2 separate regions of the Homo sapiens genome follow, and region 2 is linked to region 1. Evidence: read pairs that join two places in POLR2A ChIA-PET (ENCODE). Cell type or tissue: Panc1. All regions are shown on one strand. Links, peaks and the distances in the headings refer to the core of each region. The heading gives the core; the rest is flanking DNA. Region 1 has its middle 340 kb from the start of MIR4500. Region 2 has its middle 280 kb from the start of SLITRK6.

Region 1 (10,508 bases), core at 1,223-9,222:
ATCACCATGTTGGCCAAGCTGGTCTTGAACTCCTGACATTGAGTGATCTGCCTGCCTCAGCCTCCGCCCTCCTCGGCCTCCCGCGTAAGCCACCGTGTCTGGTCGACTTCTATATATTAATCTACATCCATTTATGTGCTATTTGACAAAAAGAAAAGAAAAATAAAAACAACAATGTGCCTCATAGTAATTCCTATTTTGAAAATATACATTGTTTATATTTATAGTTATGAAATCGGTGGGGTTATAATTTCAGCACAAACTAGGTCAATCCTCCTTCCTAGGTATCAATTTAAACCTCAAAATTACTTCACATTCACTTTTACTTCCTTCCCAAATAATACGAAAAGTGATCTAATCTAATCTTTTTAAGACTTACAAGAAACAGTCAGAATACAATTAGTTGACCAAATTATTACCTGTGAAAAATAGAGTATCAAGTTAATGCTGCAATGAAAATCATAAGGAATCACAAACACAAAAAGCGAAATCACAAATGAAAATATAACTCTTTTCTTTTGAAAACTTTTCCATAACGTTTTTCACATTAACGTTTGGCAAATATTTCTTATACATATATATTATCACTCTTAGCAGTGCTCATTTAGCTTTCTCATTTTTTCAGTCATTTTCAAGTAACCTTCTAGTAACTTTTGAAGGAAATACTTTCATTAAAGGATAACATATAGAGTGAAAAGTGCACAAATCTTACGCACTGTCCTATGAACTTTTACTTGGTGAACACACCAATGTGAGCTTCACTCAGATCAAGAATATTGGCGGGGCGCGGTGGCTCAGGCCTTTAATCCAGCACTTTGGGAGGTCGAGGCGGGTGAATCAAGTGAGGTCAGGAGTTCGAGACCAGCTTGGCCAACGTGGCGAAACCCCATCTCTATAAAAAATACACAAATTAGCTGGGCATGGTGGCGCCAGTTCCTGTAGTCCCAGCTACTCAGGAGGCTGAAACGGGGGAATCAATCACTTGACCACGCAAGGCGGAGGCTTCAGTGAGGCGAGATCGCGATCATGCCACTGCATTCCAGCCTCCAGGCTGGGCAACAGAGTGACACTCTGTCTCAAAAATAAATAAATAAAAATACATATACATATACGTATACATATAAACACATGTATGTGTGCATATATCGTCAGAACCTTAAGAGCTTAAGTGTCACTTCCTTGTACCACTGCCTGCACCCTCACCCTCTGAAAGCTTTATTGATATTCTTTCATCTGGCACAACTAGAAAGGGAGAAGTTAGAACTACTGACCTGCAATTGATTTATCTCCCGAATACCATTAAGCAACTCCTAACAGAAAGAAAAGAAGGGAATCAATTTGGCATAAACTCCTTTATTTTACGTAACTAAACTTATGGGTAAATTAGCTAACACTATTTCTTAGGACAATGAAACTTATCTACGGAATGCCTGAGAAAGGCTGACCCTAAGCATTGCTTATAGATAATAAGTACAGAATTTATGAGTTAAAGAAAACTTCACAGAAACATTGATGACAATGGAGATCTCTCAGACTAATTGTTCTTCTGTTGTGGATGTAAAATCACAAAACCTAGGGATTTAGCAGTTATAGGAAGCCCGGTAATACAGGTTTGCTGTGGAAGAACAGGGAGAGCCCGCTGTATGTGAGACTTATCAGGCTTTTTTCAGAAATGATTGCCTGTATCTTTGTCATTACTAGTGAAGCCTAGTTTTCTTGTTAAGATCTTAGATTTGTGTGAGTTTGATTTGACAATTCAATTATTTGTGTGTTATTTGTTTTGTGTTTATTTTATTTTGTGCTTTTTGGGGGGTTGCATATAGAAAAATAGAGTCTTTTGTTAGTGCTATATTGATCTTGAACCCTGCAGGTTTTCTAAATTCACTTAACAATTCAATTTAAACTGCTATTACTTGAATGTGTACAGTACAAATTGTCAGAAATTTCTTGTTTTATATCATATGGATTGTTTGTGTTGATTTTTGAGAGGTTGGAGGTGGAATCAAATACTTGTTATAGAGTTACCTTTCTTGGCAAGAAGTTAATGCTAAAATAAGATTTATTTAAGTAAAAAATAAAAAAAATAAAATTTGTGTGGAAAAAGAATGTGTGTTCTTTATTTCCTGTGTTGATACATGAACACGTGTGTTTATTGTGGCACTATTCACAATAGCAAAGACTTGGAACCAACCCAAATGTCCATCAATGATAGACTGGATTAAGAAAATGTGGCACATAGGAACCAACCCAAATGTCCATCAATGATAGACTGGATTAAGAAAATGTGGCACATATACACCATGGAATACCATGCAGCCATAAAAAATGATGAGTTCATGTCCTTTGCAGGGGCATGGATGAAGCTGGAAACCATCATTCTCAGCAAACTATCGCAAGGACAAAAAACCAAACACCGCATGTTCTCACTCATAGGTGGGAATTGAACAATGAGAACAGCTGGACACAGGAAGGGGAACATCACACACCGGGGCCTGTCCTGGGGTTGGGGGAGGGGGGAGGGATAGCTTTAGGAGATATACCTAATGTAAATGATGAGTTAATGGGTGCAGCACACCAACATGACACATGTATACATATGTAACAAACCTGCATGTTGTGCACATGTACCCTAGAACTTAAAGTATAATAAAAAATGAGGAAATTAATTATATCTAACGAATTAGATTGTTCTGAGTATTAAATTTGTTAAGATATGTAAAGCTCTTAGAACATTCCAAGGATGGTAATTTTTGTTAATGTATTGTATGTGATATTTGCTTATGCATGCAAGATTATGAAGTGAGTAATATTTATGGAAAATAAGATTAGAGAAAACTAAAAAAAATTAAATAGTCATCACTGATAATATGGCTGCTTTATTTTGTTTCTATACTTGTCTCCATACTACTTTTTCCTATCAATTTATTTTTTCTAGAAACTTCTGTATCACATAATTTCTGACAAAGATAACTTTCTGAAAAATTTTATGATAAAATGGGAAATATTAGAATAACTGTATTATTTTAATTGATGTAAGCTAGGACCACCCACTTGGGAACTAGCCATTTTCGAGTCTCTTTTGACATATTTTTCTCCTATCTATATATCCGTAGGGCAAAAACATGTAAAGTGTGTGATGTATCCACCTGTTAGCTCTGTTGTTCCATAAGCTACTTAATGCCAGCCAACTTCAGTGTTTTGTAATTGGTGATTTATTGGATTCAACCTAGATAGACAAGTAAAACAAGAGAGAGCAAACTAAATTGCATTATTTTAGTGCTTCTTTTTTTAACGTAAAAGTGAGGGAAATTAATTACAACTAAACTAACAGTCATATCTGTAAGTGATGCAAACATGAACATTTTACCCCTCGATAATGAAGCAAATCCTCTTACAAAGATGAGGAAGATGGAGCATGGTGTTCCTGAGCTTCCCCTTTCAAGTATAATCAGATTGGATTCCGTGCTGGCCTTATGCTTTCTATCTCTGCAATGTTAATACAGCTACTGTGCCTGCATAAGCATTTTTCAGTTTTGCAATATAAATAAAATAGCAATTACCACATAGAATGACTTAAAAGTTTGCAGACAAGCAAAGAATGTGGTACTTGGGAATGGTACTTGGTAAATATTCAGTAAATGTAACTTCAACCAATATTATTGTGGTACAGATAATAAGAGAAATAGTTTTCATTTTTTTAATCTAGCATTGGATGAAGGTTTTACCTAATGTTTATAGGACTTCACCAATGGATGAGTATCCTAAAATATAAAAACTTATTATTTAGCTATTTGACAGTTCTTTACTATTTTTGGAAAGATATTTTAATAATCTTTAAATATCAGATAGTGATTTTCTATATTGTCTTTAGAACACCAAAAGCAAAGCCATGACAAGGAATACATTTGATTTTCTTCTTCTTGGATTTGATAGTGGGGACATGTCTAGGGGTGGTAAGAAAATGTCGAGTTTTAATTTTGAAGAATATTTTCACTTGACAATTTAAAATTTCTACTTAATTGTTTTCAAACAGTTGTCATGTGCTTAACCATAATTGTATTACGAATATGTTAATGTGCATTTCAATAAAATGTGAAAACACAATGTATTTTTGAAAAAGCAAATGTGGGAATAATCCGAGTTGCTATGGCATACACATGTCCTTTAGTGGGCTGGCTTATGCCACCACGATTAAGGCATCCGGAGAAATAGGTATCAATATTTTCCTTGTGATATACTCACTAATCATTACTTTACTCATCCAACTGATAGCATGTCGTCATTTGCAATACATATATTTTTATGATATTTAAGATTTTCAAATAACACAAATTAAAATTTTATTTTTTCTATATTTTTATCTGTGCTAAAACATTTTGTTTTACTATGAAGATTCAAATTGCTCAGTAAGCAGCTAGTATATTTGGGTTTTGTAACATATTTCTAAACAAATATTTTGTTTCTTCATCCTTTAAAATGTCAGCAAGTCAGGAACATAGTAAGTGATATCGTTATGGTAAAGAGATGTACCTTTATTTGCTTTGGTATTCTTATTCTTTTTCTATACTGATAAATGAATTAAAAAGTCCATGTAAATATTTTGTTTACCATAAAATCAATGTCCCAGTTCATATAAACCTCTAAAAATGAAAAAAAAATGTAGGGAGTTAGTTAAAATTTGTTTAAACTCCAGTGCAATTTTCAAGTATGTATTGTTTCCAATACAATTTAGACATCAATTCATGGATTGGTTTTCAAAAGCTTCATTATGAAAGTATTTCATGTAGTCTTTCATTTTAGGAATGCCTAAGGCATGATTTGTTAGTACTACTTATTTTCATGGTTATATATTCGCATCTACTCTGTGAAGAACAGAAAAAGAATAATGAATACATTTCAGGGAGAAGATCTGTAAAACAGGCTTTACATGTTATTTAAAATGAAGCCCTCTTCTCAAGAGATTGTTTTACCATTTCAAGAAAGAATACATTAAATAGTCAGTCCCATACACCGCCCAAATAAACTAAGTCTAAAACAAAAAATATGTGCATGAAAGAGAAAAATGTTTCCTGCCCCCCCGCCCCTTGCAAAGTATATATGTCTTTCTGTTTTGGCTGTATCTACTGTGACTACACCTGACCACCTTTTTCATTCCTTTAGCTCTATGCAGAGCTGAACACTGGGCAGCAATTTTTAGAATTATGCTGATTGGGATAATCTTCTTCATGATGTGCTGATTTCAAAAGCCTAGTATCCCTGGAGTTGAATTTGGAAAGCTGTAAATCGGTTTCCTAACACTACATTTTGCAATGTGTAAATTAATAACTTGGCATTTCACAGCTGTTTTAAAGGCTGTGCTTTAAAGAATGAAATATCAATCACAAATATACATCTACCCAGAAATGTCAAATCCCACCCAAATGAATACCACTGCAAATTAGCAGCAGGTCACATTGTTCTGCTGTTCTTTCACCTGTGATGCATTTCCTTCTTTTCCAGGTTAAGAGCGCCCCCTGGAGAGGCTTAAAGCTATTTTCTACCCCATATTAAAAGATGGGTGGTGAGCTGCTTTAATAACAGAACATAGTATCCAAATGCTAAGCCTATTTGAAAGAGGCAGTGTGGTATAGTAAAAGAAGAAATTAAACTGGGGTCAAAATACCTGGATTGAATTCCCAAGCCTGTGCTTAGGAGTTATTTGCATTTAGGCCTCTCATGACATCAGTTTTCACATCTTTAAAATTTGCCTCACCTGTTCCACAGGGTTATCTAAAATTGCCTTGCCTACCTCAAGAGGCTTACAAAGTTAACATTGCCTAATAAATATTCAGTATTAGTTTTCAAAATAAGCTTAGAGAATTATAGAGATTATCAATGCTATAAAGATTAATGTTTCTTTCTATATGATATGCTAATGTATGGATGTGTCCCTGGTTCAAGAGGTTACTAGAGGATCATTAATTTGTCTCCCATATGAATAATTAATAAAATAAATTATTATTTAGTGACTGAGTCCATGTGAGTAAATATAGGTCAGAGCTACTTAACTACATTTCATGCCTAAAGGACTTGTATTATCTCTTCACCAATTTTCTAACTATCAAATTCTGTCCCTAATATGCCATTTCTAATTTCCAAGTAGTGATTTACTCTTGGAATTTTAAAAAAATATTTCTGTTCTTTTACTATCTGCATGAAGTATATATTATATTATCTGTTGGGTTGAATTTGTGTCTTCCCAGCTGGACTGTAAAATACTTAAGAATGGGAAGAATGTTTTATTCACTTGCATTCAACACATTGATCTATACACAGAAGGGATTCAATAGAAACATACAGAGTGAGTGAATAAGACATATACTAATTGTGTATTATATTTAATTTCATTCAGTCCTGGAGCCAGCCAGTATTTCCTGGTATCTTTTAAAAAAATTAATATGAAGGATGATATTAAGAAAATATAATCTGCCATTCATTAATGTCCTCATTTCAATGAATTATCCATAATATTTTAAGAACAAATATTTTGTTGGAAAAAGCTATGCATGGAAGCACTATTTTCTGAAGTGAAATTTTATCCAAACCATGTGGGTGGTACTATGGCTGTACCTTTTTTAAGTTTTAATATTTGTTGTTTATGAGTAAAATGAACTTATCAAATGCATATGAAAGGTTCAGAAATATTATAAATGAACTAAATATTCATATTAATCAATTACTTTAATTAGGATCAATTCCACCTATAGAGTTTGACATTACTATTTTAGAAACTATTTTGATTTAATTCTGTGTTGGATTATAAAAAACAAGTTACAAAAAAAAAATAAAAATAAGATCCTCTTTCTTGCGTGATATTCAGGGGAGCCATATCCCAGGGAAGTAATAACAAGCAATCTTCTTATAAACTTGGGTAACAAACCATATATCATCCAAAAAAGCTATTAAGCATTAAAATTTATGAGAACACATCCATATACCCATAAAAATTATAAGAGTGACTTGAGGATGGCTGCTTTAGTATTTTACAAAATTTTATTAGAAATAATGTCTTAGTTCATTCAGACTGCTGTAACAACAAAATAGCTTAAACTGGGTGGCTTATGTACAACATAAATTTATTTCTCACAGTTTTGGGTGCTGGAAGTCCAAGATCAAGGCCCTGGCAGATATGTTGTCTGATGATAGCCCGCTTCCTCATGGACAATGCCTTCTTGCTGTGTTCTCACATGCTGGAAGGGACAGAGTCTCTCTAGGGTTTCTTCTACAAGAACATTAATCCAATAGATGAGGGCGCTGCTGTCATGACCTAATCACCTCCCCAAATCCCTACCTCCGAATATTATCATACTGGAAGTTAGTATTTCAACATATTAATTTTTAGGGAACGCAAATACTAAGATGATATGAGATAATATTATACATGGTGAATGTTCTATGACAATCCTCTCCATCTTCACAAGTCATACCGGATGGCTTCATCTATTAATACCTCCAGCACTGGAAATAGTATTCTGTTTCTTGTCCTGGAATGAAATTAGCTTTACATAATTATCTCCATGCTAATAAAAAATAAAATCTTGTTTTAGATTCTTCACACTAATGTAAAACCAGTTTTGAAGATATAATGATTAAATGGAGGTATTTGGCTATACAGCAGGATTTTGCTGGTGTTCCTGTGAAGAATCAAATACATGGAAAGGCTGAAACTCCAAAATCAAATGCAAAAGCAAGCTAAATTCTGACAGCCTACTAAGACATAATTTAAAATAAAGATTATTTCTTTATTTCCTGCAAAGACATAATTACAAGATATTCTGGCTCAATTTTAGAAACACAGTCACGCATCCTCTAACTCATATGCACGCTTTTCTTTTCTCACTATGCATCGCTCAACCTTCAGGACCTGAATTTGCGCTCTAATTCCACTGACTGTACTGGGCTGGGACTGGGGAACAGTTTCTGCCGCATTCACTATTACTTACCTCCTGGTCACATCCTGCTTTCTCAGAAGCAGGTTTAAGTCTTTCTGATCAGTTTAAAGAGACAAAAACCACAAAACAAAAAAAAACAAAACAGTAAAAAATAAAGTTTAGGCATTTTCCCACAATTTCTGGTTCTGATTCATACAGCTCAGAATTTTATTTTTGGAAATTGATAATGTATAAAGAAAAAAATGTATCTGGGCAAAATCATCTTCAAAGTTAGAAGATACTGGTTAAAGCAGAATTGTCAATATCTTTCTGCAGATTGTGACACACACACGCACACACATATACATGTGCACATATGTACATGTACATGTGTGTGCATGTGTATGTATATGTGTGTATATACAGAGAGAGAGCCTTACAATATTCATGTACATTTTCCAGGAAATTCTACTTTGAAAAATTTATTTTGATATTACTATAATATGACTTACCTAAATTTATATATATCACAGACTATTAGAAAGGAGAAATTGGAAACACTGAAATATCCAATAAGAAAACTAGAGTTTAAATATATTAAGGTTCAAGTAGAATATAGTTCTTACATGTTTCACAGCACATTAGAGTATCTACAGTTAACAAAAATGTATTATACTCAGATGACAAATCCCGAATATCCTGACTAGATCACTACACATCGTACACATGGAACAAAAGTTCACATGTACCCCATACGTTTGTATAGAAAAAAAAATGTTTAAAAAGAAAATTAAAGAATTTCAAAACAACAACAAAAGAATACAGTGTAGGTATTTTCAAAGGTACAATTCCCATTTATAACGTACTATTAAGTTAAAAATTAAGAATATTGTGTTCTATGTGACTGAAAATATTATTGTTAGAAAAAAATATGCAGATGTTCTTAACTACTTATAATTGGTAAGATAATCATCTTTTGCTTATCTGTATTTTGTTTATATTCTAAAAAAAGTTTATATATATTTATATATATCTTTTAAAATTCAAAGTTAAGTTAAAAGTAAGCTAAAGAAAATCATTCTTCCCAATAAGAAAGACATTTATATCATTTGACAATAAAATTCCACTAATAAAAATCATCTCAAGATGAATTAAAAGAAGAGCTATTCACTAAGATTTATGTGAAATGACAAAGTGGTTATGTTCACATTAGTGAAGACCAAAAATAACCTGATTATGTTAGAAAGTATTTTTAAATAATATATGGTAAAACCTTTCAAAACATTACTCTTAAATATATATTTTAGGAAAATGTAAATGGAATGAAAAAATGAAGAGAAGATTGAAAACAAGACAGTAAAATGATACGTATAACACCTAAAGGTTTTCTTTTTAAGTCAATATACTGTAAGAAGAAACAAACAAACACAAATTCTAGCTATATCAGGGAGATGTTGCTTTCAGATGCATATTCAGTTTCAGAAATTTTAAAATGTAAAGAATTCACATTGATGATTGAGCACATACAGGTGTGAGGAAAAGAGAAAATATACAAAATACTAAGTCAAAAAATAGGGGTATAAATTCGTTCGTGGATTTGACTTTTTTTCAAAAAAAATTGTAAAGTAATAACAATTTTTTCTCTAACTATGCTATACTGCTGCTCTTCTACCGCTAGTATACTTCCATTATTACTACTACCTTATCCACTACTCTAAATAGGAATACCACTAATTAAATATTATCTTCTCTCTATTAAGCCCTTTATTGACTCATTTAATTCTTATAATAATGCCATTGTTAAATTTCGGGCTGGGAGGGTGGCTCATGCCTGTAATCCCAGCACTTTGGGAGGCCGAGGTGGGTGGATCACCTGAGGTCGGGAGTTCGAGACCAGCCTAATCAACACGGATAAACCCCGTAACTATTAAAAATACAAAATTAGCCAGGCGTGGTGTCTCATGCTTGTAATCCCAGCTACTCGGGAGGCTGAGGAAGGAGAATTGCTTGAACCCAGGAGGCAGAGGTTGTGGTGAGCTGAGATTGCGCCATTGCACTCCAGCCTGGGCAACAAGAGGGAAACTCCATCTCACATACACACACACACTCACTCACACACACACACACAAAAAAAAACCAAAACAACAACAACAATTTGATAATGCCTTTAAAAACCATTTTTTTTAAGAGATGGGGTCTTGCCTTGTTGCCCAGGCTGGAGAGCACTGGCTGCTCATAGGCACAATCATAGCACAATACAGCCTGGAGCACCTGTACTCAAGCAACCCCTCCTGCCTCCATCTCCCAAGTGACTGGAATTACAGACATGAACCACTGCACCTGGCTGCCTTTGAGTGATGAGAAATTTAAGGATTTGTTAAGAACCCTGAAGTAAATTGCCAAACATAAAAGTACTTATTTTCGTTTTTCTTCTATATAAGCTCAACTTCATATTGATTTACAAAGACTCCATGTATATTTTTAAATTTCATAAAGGATTTCCATAAATTGTACTATTTAAACCAATCAGAAACCCTTTTATTCTGGTGGAGCAGTCACTGTTTTCCAAGTATACTATTTGAAGCATAGAAATGAGAC
Region 2 (10,508 bases), core at 1,115-9,114, 1.2 Mb before region 1:
AACCAGAAGGGAAAAAATAAACAAAATCTGGAAGCTTTGCTTTGTTTATGACATGAAAAAATAACCGTAAATCAGAATGATACTTGACAAAAACACTGCAGTTCAGTTTGTTAATAGTTCTTAAACTGAATTTCAAATTAGATGAACTAAAGTAACAATGTTTGAGGTATGAATTGAAATTATATTCAAAGTGAAGATTGCATGTACTTGACTATTGATGGGCAAATATGTAAGTAACATTGTATAAACTACAACAATAAACATATTTTGTTTGAAGGTAGAAGCTGAATAAAAAATTCATGACAATAGAGATTTATTTAGAATTTCAAATTGAATAATATGCCCAATAAGTATGGCAATGTAAATGTAGGAATGTACTTTATGATTAAACAAATTAAAATTGGTCAGTAGTCATATAAATTTTTTATAAGTATTCATAGTTACAATTGCAAGTTGCTAGGAACTTGTAAATTCTTCATTTTGTCAAAACAATTTTTTAGGAAATAATTCCTATTAAATACAAATATACTTATAATAAAAATTTCAAAAATCATAAAATATAACAAAATGCGTAGTTTTTGCGTAATTTTTTCCAATAAATGCTGTGTTAAGTGGGTTTAATTTTTGAAACTGGATAGTTAATAAAGTCGGTTTGAAATCTTTGTGTGCACATTTAACATTTGTGCTATACTTTGTTTTTTGTAAATTATACCTTTAAAAACATTAATTTATATATTACATGTGTATCTACTTTCATGTCAACCGTCTCCATTCTTTTATTTTTATTTTTATTATTTTTAGACGGAATCTCACTCTGTCACCCAGACTGGAGTGCAGTGGCACAATCTCAGCTCACTGCAACCTCTGCCTCCCCAGTTCAAGCAATTCTCCTGCCTCAGCCTCCTGAGTAGCCTTAATTACAAGTGTGCATCACCACATCTGGCTAATTTTTGTATTTTTAGTAGACACGGGGTTTCACCATGTTGGTCAGGCTGGTCTTGAACTCCTGACCTCGTGATCTGCCTGCCTCAGCCTCCCAAAGTGTTGGGATTACAGGAATGAGACACCATGCCCAGCCAACAGTCTCCATTCTTAATTATGACATAATTACTTATTTGTTTTCTCAGCCATACATGTATTTTCATTATCTGAATATTAACAACAATTGTAGCAACAAAAATATATTTACTTTAGTTTAATATTATTTTTACTGTTTATTTTTTCCACAAGACTTATTTAATTAGGTATATAAGATCAAATTACAATGTTTTAGAGTAACTTGAAATAGTTCCTCTGTCTGTTATATAACCAATTAGATATAAAGGTAGGGTAACTTATTTTGCATTCAAATTTAGTTATTTTATTTTAAATTTAATTAAGTTTTATACTTGTATAAAATTTTAATGTGGACCCAAAGTCAATTTTTTTAAAAAGCTATAATTAAAGAAGTCTAGTATCTATTATAGTACCCTCTACCTTACCTTCTCCCATTTTATTTCATGATTCATCTTGCTATATTCTTGTACATAATTGAATTTCTATTTCTAGCCTTCCTTTTGTAAATTAATGTTAGTGAATAATAAAATATTCTTTATTTACACTTTTATTTATTTCACTTAATGAAATATCCTAATGATATTTCATAATAGTATATATAAATACTCCTCCTTGTTTTTGTGGCTGTACTCTGTTGTGAGGGAAGCATCAAAGGCTGTTTGACTCATCTTCTAGTGGTGTGCATTTGGATTATTGCCACTCTGCAGTCTTTACAAATACAGTTAATGTCAAAATTAATGTCAATAAAATTAAAATGTTAATGCATTTTACAATTTTGTCACTGTATCTTTGGGATATATTTTTTAGAGCTTGCTGAGTAAAAGTGTTTAAGAATAAGTAGTATTTCTAGATGTTGGCAGATTTTATTTCAGGACGATGGAACCATTTAGCCATCCCAGAAATGATGTATATTTACTTTTTTACAGTTCACCAAGAAAGTATGTTGTTGAACTTGGATTTTTGCCATGCAAATAGGCAAGGAACAGTATCTCATATAGTTTTAATTTTTATTCGTTTATTATAAGTAAGAGAAGGCATATTATTTTGTTTAGATCCATTTTTTGAACTGTTTAGAAACTTCAATTTTTTGTTGTTAGTAATAAAATGTTACCTTCTAAGGGCATTATTTTTTATGATAAAAGATGGTTGGTTAAAAAAGGTTTCTACATGTAGAAATTGTCAGAGTTCAAAAGAGTGGTTTTAACTTATTCTGAAAACAATTATTAGGTTGGTGCCAAAGTGATTAAAAAAATGGCAAAAACCACAATTACTTTTGCACCAACCTAGTATCATTGATCTTCCATGTGCAAGTCACTCGTCTAGGTACTAGTAACAATGTGATAAGCAAGATAGATATAGTTCTTGCTCTCATGAGCCATGGAATGAGCCATGGTTTGGTGAAAGAAACAGGCAATCAATAAGTAAAGAAGTGATCAAACAGAAAAAGAAGTGATCAAACAGAAAAATTTCAAATATTGTTAACTACTAGTTTATTAAAAGCAGAGATTGTTGGGGATGGGATAGTGTTTAATAAAGAGCTTTCACTGACGATCTCTTTGAGGAAGTGACTTTGGGATTCAGACAAAAAAGAGAGAGAGAGCTATTTGATGTTCTTAAAGAAAAGCAGAAAGATACAGCAAATGTGAAGACCTGAAATCCGTAAGGAACTGGCCAGTTTGGTGCACACAAAGATGTCCCATTGGCTTTAAATGTCACATGCATTAGAGTGGCATGGATCAAATAAAAAAGGAGGGAGTTGGCCGGGCGCGGTGGCTCACGCCTGTAATCCCAGCACTTTGGGAGGCCGAGGCGGGTGGATCACGAGGTCAGGAGATCGAGACCATCCTGGCTAACATGGTGAAACCCCATCTCTACTAAAAATACAAAAAATTAGCCAGGCATGGTGGCAGGCGCCTATAGTCCCAGCTACTTGGGAGGCTGAGGCAGGAGAATGGCATGAACCCAGGAGGCAGAGCTTGCAGTGAGCCGAGATTGCGCCACTGCACTCCAGACTGGGTGACAGAGCAAGACTCCATCTCAAAGAAAAAAAAAAAAAAAAGAGGGAGGTGCCAGATCATTTACCATTCTGAGATTCTGAGACATATAATTAAGGTGTTCAATTCAATTCTAGGTTTATAGGAAGCTATCAGAGGCTTTTATAAGAGGGAAATTATAATTAATGCCCTTATAAAGATAACTCTGGCAATGATGTAGGGAACACACTGGAACTGCACGGCAATAATGTACACAGAGATGCCAGTAAAAGGCTATTGCAAGAGTTCAGGTAAGAGGTGATGGCTGCATCAGCATTCTTTCAGAAATTCCTGCATTGGTTCTCCAAAATCTCAATAAAATACAGTCCTGCTCCTCAAATTCTTCATGTTTTAAAACTGTTTATCAATAATACTGAGAGCTTATTATATGCTAGGCACAGTTCCAAGATTTTACATGAGTCAATGCATTTAAACCTTCCAGTTTTATGAAGTAGATAATCATATTACAGAAGTAATTGAACTCCAGAAAGGTTAGCTAAATTGCCCAGGTCATACATCTGGAAGCAATGAGCATTTGAATCCAGATTGTCTTCACTCTGGCCTGGAATTTTTGTTGATGTTGCATAGAAAAACTCTTGCAGTTAAAAAAGTAGGTAGTGTTAAAATCTATAATCACATTTAAAAATCACTCTAAGAATATATTTAAGATTGTAAATATATTAGCTCATTTCAATACTGATTTTACCTCTATTATTAGCCAGTTAAAATTAGAAAATATTTTATTATAAAAGTCATATGTCTTGGGAATTGTTAAATGAAAGTTTTTACTTACAGTATAATTTATAAATATAGATGCAAAAGAATCAAATATAGACATTTCTGTCTTCAGTGAAAATTTAAACATTAGACTATTTTGTTACATTTAAAATAATGTTCACAAAACGTGTTTAAACTAGATTTTTAAAAAGGTTTGGGGAAATGATTAGAATGATGATAAAGTTACAAGCACATTATACTACTTGTAACTATAAAAGATGTAACAAATGATCTAAGTACATCATTTGTAGTTACAGGTAGTATAAGGGGGCAGCCACATTTTCTGCAGCTGGTTAGTTAATGCTAAAGATAAGCATGCTAAACATTTGACTATGAGAGCACGCTGGCTTTAAAGGGAATTGAGACATGCAGGACTTCATGTGCATTTCCTTTTGAGTACAACAGTATCACTCTCCAACACAGACACACATTCACCTTTAAAAAACTGTAAGTTGAAATGGCTAAAATTTTTACTGCTATCGTGAAATAATTAGTATATAAAACCAATTTTTGGAGCAAACAAATTGTACATATATGAAAAATTACATTTAGTAATAAGTAATAAAGTTAGTCAACATAAGATAAAGTTACTTTCTCTCATTTTCTGATGATTCATCTTTGGAAGCATGTTTGTTTATTTCCCACTTTGGGATCGTTTTTACTCTGAATATTCATTAAGCAGGGTAGTTTTTACTGCAGGACCATCACTATTTTTCAGAGGACTCTGTTGTTGAAAAATAAATATTGGGTTAAAACCACAATGAGATACCACCTAACACCCACTGGAAGGGCTACCATCAAAATGATGGTAAATAATAAGTGTTGGTGAGAGTGTGGAGAATGTAGGACCCTCCTACATTTCTGGTGGTAACGTAAAATGATATAGCTGTTACAGGAAGGAGTTTGGTAGGTCCTCAAAAAATTAAACATAGAATTGCCATATGGCCCAGAAATTTCACTTCCAGTTATATACCAAAAAGACTTGAAAAACAGGTACTCAATATTTATTCATATTGAATATTCAAATATTTATTCATATTCATATGAATACTTCATGCCAGCACTATTCATAAGAGCCAAAAGTCAAAAAACTTAAACATCCATCAACTGATGAATGAGGAAGCAAAGTGTGGTCTATATGTACAATGGAACATTAGTCAACCATACACAGTGTACAATGTACAATGTACATATGTACAATGGAACATTAGCCAACCATAAAAAGTACTACATCAAAACTACTATTCTGTGCTAAAAGTAGGTGAAACTTGAAAACATGCTAAGCAAAAGAAGACAGAAACAAATGATCTTATATTGTGTTATTTCCTTTATATGAAATATTTAGAATTGGCAAGTCCATAGAGATGGAAAACAGATGGGTGGTTGTCAGTGCTGGAGGAAGGAGGGTGTAGAGAATGATTGTTGAATGATACGGGGTTTTCTTCTAGGGTAATGGAAATGTTTAGAACCTCATAGAGATAATGTTCGCACAGTATTGTAAATGTACTAAATGGCAATGAATTATACGCTTTGAAATCATCAATTTTATGTTACATGACTTTCATCTCAAAACCAAAGAAAATATAAAATATATAAAATTTTGTCAATAAATAAGAAAAAATGACAGAGAAAGAAAATAAATACATAAACATTTGGCATAAAAATGAAATGTCATTTCTTAGGCACTAAAGTGTCGTAATTAGAGAGTGTATGAATGGCTCATAACTTCACTTCTAGTAAAGAAACCGTAAACATTTTAATGGGACTCAAAACACTACAATGTGCTGAGACATGATAAAAATAATAAGATGTGATATAAATCAATACTGAAATGGCAGACTGAAGCCATTTTGATCACAGAATTGTGTTTGTGTGAATAAAATCTCTGGATGAAATGTAGCAACAGAAAGTACTACAATCATTTAAAAATAAAAGATAATAATGAAGATGCCTGTGTGTATTAAACGAACAATCCCCATCCTTTTTGGCACCAGGGACTGGTTTCGTGGAAGACAATTTTTCCCCAGTTTGGTGGAGAAAATGGTTTCAGGATGAAACTGTTCTACCTCAGATCATCAGGCATCATATTCTCGTAAAGACCTCACAAACTAGATCCCTGGAGTTCGCAGTTCACAGTAGGGGTCACATTCCTATGAGAGTCTAATGCCTGCAGATCTGACAGGAGGTGGAGCTCAGGCAGTAATGCTCGCTGGCCTGCTGCACACGTCCAGCTGTGTGGACTGTTTCCTAACAGCCCACCAACCCACTAATTCTAGTCCTTCCCATCTGAGTCATGTTATTTTTGGTGATAAAGAGTTTTGTTGTGGTGGTGGTTGCTGTTTGAGACAGGGTATCACTTTGTCACCCAGCCTGAAGCTGGCTACTAATTTTTAAATTTTGTGTAGACATGGAGTCTAGCCATCTTGACCTGGCTAGTCTTGAACTCCTGGCCTCAAGCAATTTTCCTGCTGCAGACTCCCAAAGTGCTGGGATTACAGGCATGAGCCACCATGCCCGACCACAAATGTGTTTCAATTGACTAAATAGTGCTGGGGTTACAGGTGTGAACCACTGCACCCACTAAGAATTTTTTTGGGAAAAACTTTTATTATTTTGAATAAGTCTTTATGTTGCTTTAATTCTTTCAAGTCACCTGTTTATTCCTTAAGTTCCCAGCTAGCATCAATTTTCAAGTATGTCTTAAAGTCCCACAAGTGAATTCAGTGCTGTGATGTGCTGTATTCTCTAGAAGATTTTTTTAAAAAGAAAAAACAAAAATCTAAGCAACTACATCTCTTCTTACAAAACCTAAAGAATTCATGTGCATTATAATTCTTAATCTTAATGATTAAATAAAAAGAAAAAAGATACTAGTATGTACCAAATTGGAGAATATTGAATCAATTTTTTAAAGATAAAGAACAGATAAAATTTTCAGAAAATAAAATTATTAGTATACCATAAAATATTTAATTAAAAAATATAAATGCTTAACATTCACCTTTAAGGTAGGTACCATTATCATCCTAGCTGATAAAATAAAGAAACTCAGGTACAAAAGATACGATATTTTTCAAAAACATATTAGCAAAATAAAGAAATTAATTTGAATCCATGTAATATAGTTCCAGAATAAATAGTGAATCTAGTTGCCTTTTACGAGTATTATAACAGTATATGTATGTGGTAAATCTTATATTTTGCCCAAATTTAAGAAAACAAAGCTTATTACAGATCTATGTAGATATAGATGGTTTTACATGTATATATATATTTGAAATATTCTGATACAATTCACCATGCAAGACTCAAAGCAATTCCATTGAAGTGACATAAAAAATAATTTTGGAATATTCTTTTCTGAAATAAATTGTAGACATTGCAATTGATTCAGTGACAGCATGAGGGCATCCTAAGATCATGGATATAGTCATTTAATCATGTATACTGGGCTTCAAATGTATCATGCAGGCATATTTCTTTTATTAATACAAAATCACTTTTAAAACAGTCTGTCATCCTGCAATATCTGACAGATGAAAATTGAAACCTTTACAACAAAATATATATTTGTTAAATTTCATGGAATACCTTATCATAACATTTTTGACTTTTATTTATTTTCATACTTTTCCTTATATTACATTAACATTAATATCATAGATGCTATTGGAACATTTGTTCCGTCCTTTTGTGAGAATTCCTGATCAAAGTAAAGTGATACTTGCCTGGCACCTATGCTTCCTCTCCATCCCCTATTTTCCCAGCTGATAAAAGTAGAGCAACACTTTATCTATACTTGGGAGTCAGAATCTCTGCATTGATAACTTAATCCAGAAGGTATAGAGACTGGAACCTGCAGACATAGGTGCATTAAAATCTCCTGAGTTCTGCATTACTGAAATAGAAATAGTTCCTGTAATCTATTTAATACCCTAGAAAACGTCCAACATATTACTTTTTATTTTTTAAACTTTGGTTGTATAACATGTTTTTATTAAAGTGAAAATAAAAATTGACTTAATGGAATGAAACTGATGTTTAAAAAGTAATTGATACTCATTATCAAATAAAATAGAACATATTGAAGCAATTACTTTATTGATAAAGAATATTTCACATGTACTGAAAAATATGAATTTTTTAAATAAAATTGATATCTATAAAAGAGCATTTCAGCATACATTTTAAAGTCAGACAAAATTGTACTTGATAAATCATGAAATATGTGTGTTAGTGTACTAATTTTTAAAGTAAGGTAGTAAAAGCTTATTATGGCATTTTAGTAAAGAATCAAAATATGGAAATTACATACTTTAGTATATGGAACATTAAAAGTTATCAATAAATTTAGTTGTTATTAGTATTTTCAACATGTTTTCCATTTTTACAAGGAATTTATCATTACTTATCCTACATTCTTACTTATGAAAGCAATAATAAATTATTTTAACAGCATAGTTTAGCTTTTCATTTCTAAACAATTATCAGAGCTATATTTCAAACTTTTATATTTGCTTGAAGTAAGAAGCCACTTTATTTTGAAATCTAAGGCAAAATAAAAATGCAAGCTTAGTGTGAAATCTCACATCCTTAAAATTCAGATATCTGACAACTGGAAAATGTTAAAACTATAAAATAATAGCAGGCAAACACTCTAGTAAGCAATAATAAAAGATACAAAGAAATACTGATAGATCACATCTGCTCAGTGAGTAATCTGCTGTGTGTGTGTATCTGTGACACAGAGAGAGAGAGAGAGAAAGAAAGAGAGTGATATGATTCATTCTGAAGTAATAGTCATCATGGTAATATCTTGTGCCAAACTGACATATATATATATGTTTTGCTCACTTTTCTATTTTCTCACCATCACTAGCTAGGCTTATAGTAAGAACCTAATATAACTAGCTTACATTTTCATCCTTACAACAAGACACCCAGGCTAAGGGTGTATATGAAATGTGTGTATGAAAACACATTTTAAAATGAATATGTACAGGATAATTTCATGCTAACATATACATATTTATACCTCAATACATTTTTGACAAGTCATTTAATAGTGCTCTATAACATGTATATTAACATTGGAATAATAAGTTGAGAGCTAATTCTCTCTAAGTCTCTCATGTTTCTGCATCTCATTTGAGCCTTTGTTACTGCATGACATGCAAGTCTTGGTTCCAAACTCTCTTTTCAAGAACAGTTTCATAGCAGTGTACCTCGGAAAACTGATATAGTGTCCCTTTGTGGTGCAAAGGGCAGGCAGGCATGCTTACTGTCCAGTAAAAGAAAAATGTCTCCCTCCTGAACTAAGGTTTGGCATGTTCACTGCCATTATAAAATTTTCAGGTTTTCTAAGCTCAGAGCCCCTGTCCTGTAAAGCAATCTACTCCATATGCAAGCATGCTTTCAGGCCCATATGCAGCAGTCTTATGGGACTATGGGGTGCAAGAAAAATCAATACATTATATTGTTTTTCCAAAAACAAACAAATATATTGATACTTATGTGTGATAAAGTCCTCTGTCTCTGACCCAGGAGTTGTGGGACTTCTGCCAGCATTTATTAAACTGTGCTAGGATAACTTGTTATGTTGTACACAGGATAAAAATCTCAGATCTTTTATATTTCTTGATAGTTTTGATACATGATTCTATAATTAAAGGACATGACTTTCTGGAAGATGAAGGATGGGGGCCTTTTGAGGCAATTAATAGGAACCCAGAGAAGTCCATGGGAATAGATAGTTGAGATGTTAACAAATCATATGGTACACAGGGCAGTAAATGATGCTTCCTATTTTATGCTGTTAATGAGAATAAATTGAGAAGTGGTTCCAAGCCAATTGTTAGAAACAACAGACAACGACAGAGGCCTGAAAAGTACCCTGTTTGTTACTTTCTATTCTTTGAGAGGTGGGGATTAGCAGAATTTAAGAAAAATAGAAGATGGGATGAGGATAGCTTGATGCTGACTTCCAGATTGGTCAGCATCAAGCTATCCTCATCCCATCTTCTATTGCTAATATTCCAGCCCTTTTCAGGAAACAGTTACAAAGATGTGCACAGCATTAGTCCATTCTCACACTGCTAATAAAGACATACCCAAGACTGGGTAATTTATAAAGGAAAGAGGTTTAATTTACTGACACTTCAGCATAGCTGGGGAGGCCTCAGGAAACTTACATTCGTGGTGGAAGGAGAAGCAAACATCCTTCTTCACATGGCGGCAGCAAAGAGAAGCACAGAACAAAGGGAGGGAAAAACCCCTTGTAAAACCATCAGATCTCATGAGAACTCTCTCTATTACAAGAACACCATGGAGCTAACCAACCCCATGATTTGATTACCTCCCACTGGATCCCTCCCATGACGTGGGGATTATGGCAACTACAATTCAAGATGAGATTTGGGTGGAGACTCAGCTAAACCATACCATCCACCTACATTGAATGTGAAAGGAAGAGAATTTCCTCTCTAGGGAAAACACAGGCAAAAACTTGTTACTTTTGATTGTTGACCTGAGATATTGGGGAAAGGGCAGATCATATGTGTAAAAAAGCAAAACAAAACAAAACAAAACCAGAAAACAGCAGGGCCATTTTATGGCTCCAAGTCTTCTATGGTCCAACCTTCC

Evidence for each region. ChIA-PET counts read pairs that join two places held together with the same protein. Peaks named below come from ENCODE experiments on the same cell type or tissue, not always from the same donor. Only the 100,000 strongest peaks of a DNase experiment are listed, where the experiment ranks them.
Region 2: POLR2A ChIA-PET joins it to region 1 with 8 read pairs; 1 of 35 experiments calls an interaction of 5 or more read pairs at or near these places.

Annotation. Positions count from the first base shown.
Region 1 is chr13:87,268,900-87,279,407 of GRCh38, forward strand. No RefSeq gene overlaps it. Among named protein-coding and RNA genes, the nearest start is that of MIR4500, 340 kb to the right of the region's middle. In Panc1, for the core only: CTCF peaks have their summits at 5,523 (motif pointing left) and 5,729; a DNase peak (open chromatin) is centred at 5,525; H3K27ac peaks cover 1,259 bases.
Region 2 is chr13:86,078,814-86,089,321 of GRCh38, forward strand. No RefSeq gene overlaps it. Among named protein-coding and RNA genes, the nearest start is that of SLITRK6, 280 kb to the left of the region's middle. In Panc1, for the core only: a CTCF peak has its summit at 7,337; no DNase peak of the experiment used is centred there; H3K27ac peaks cover 2,123 bases.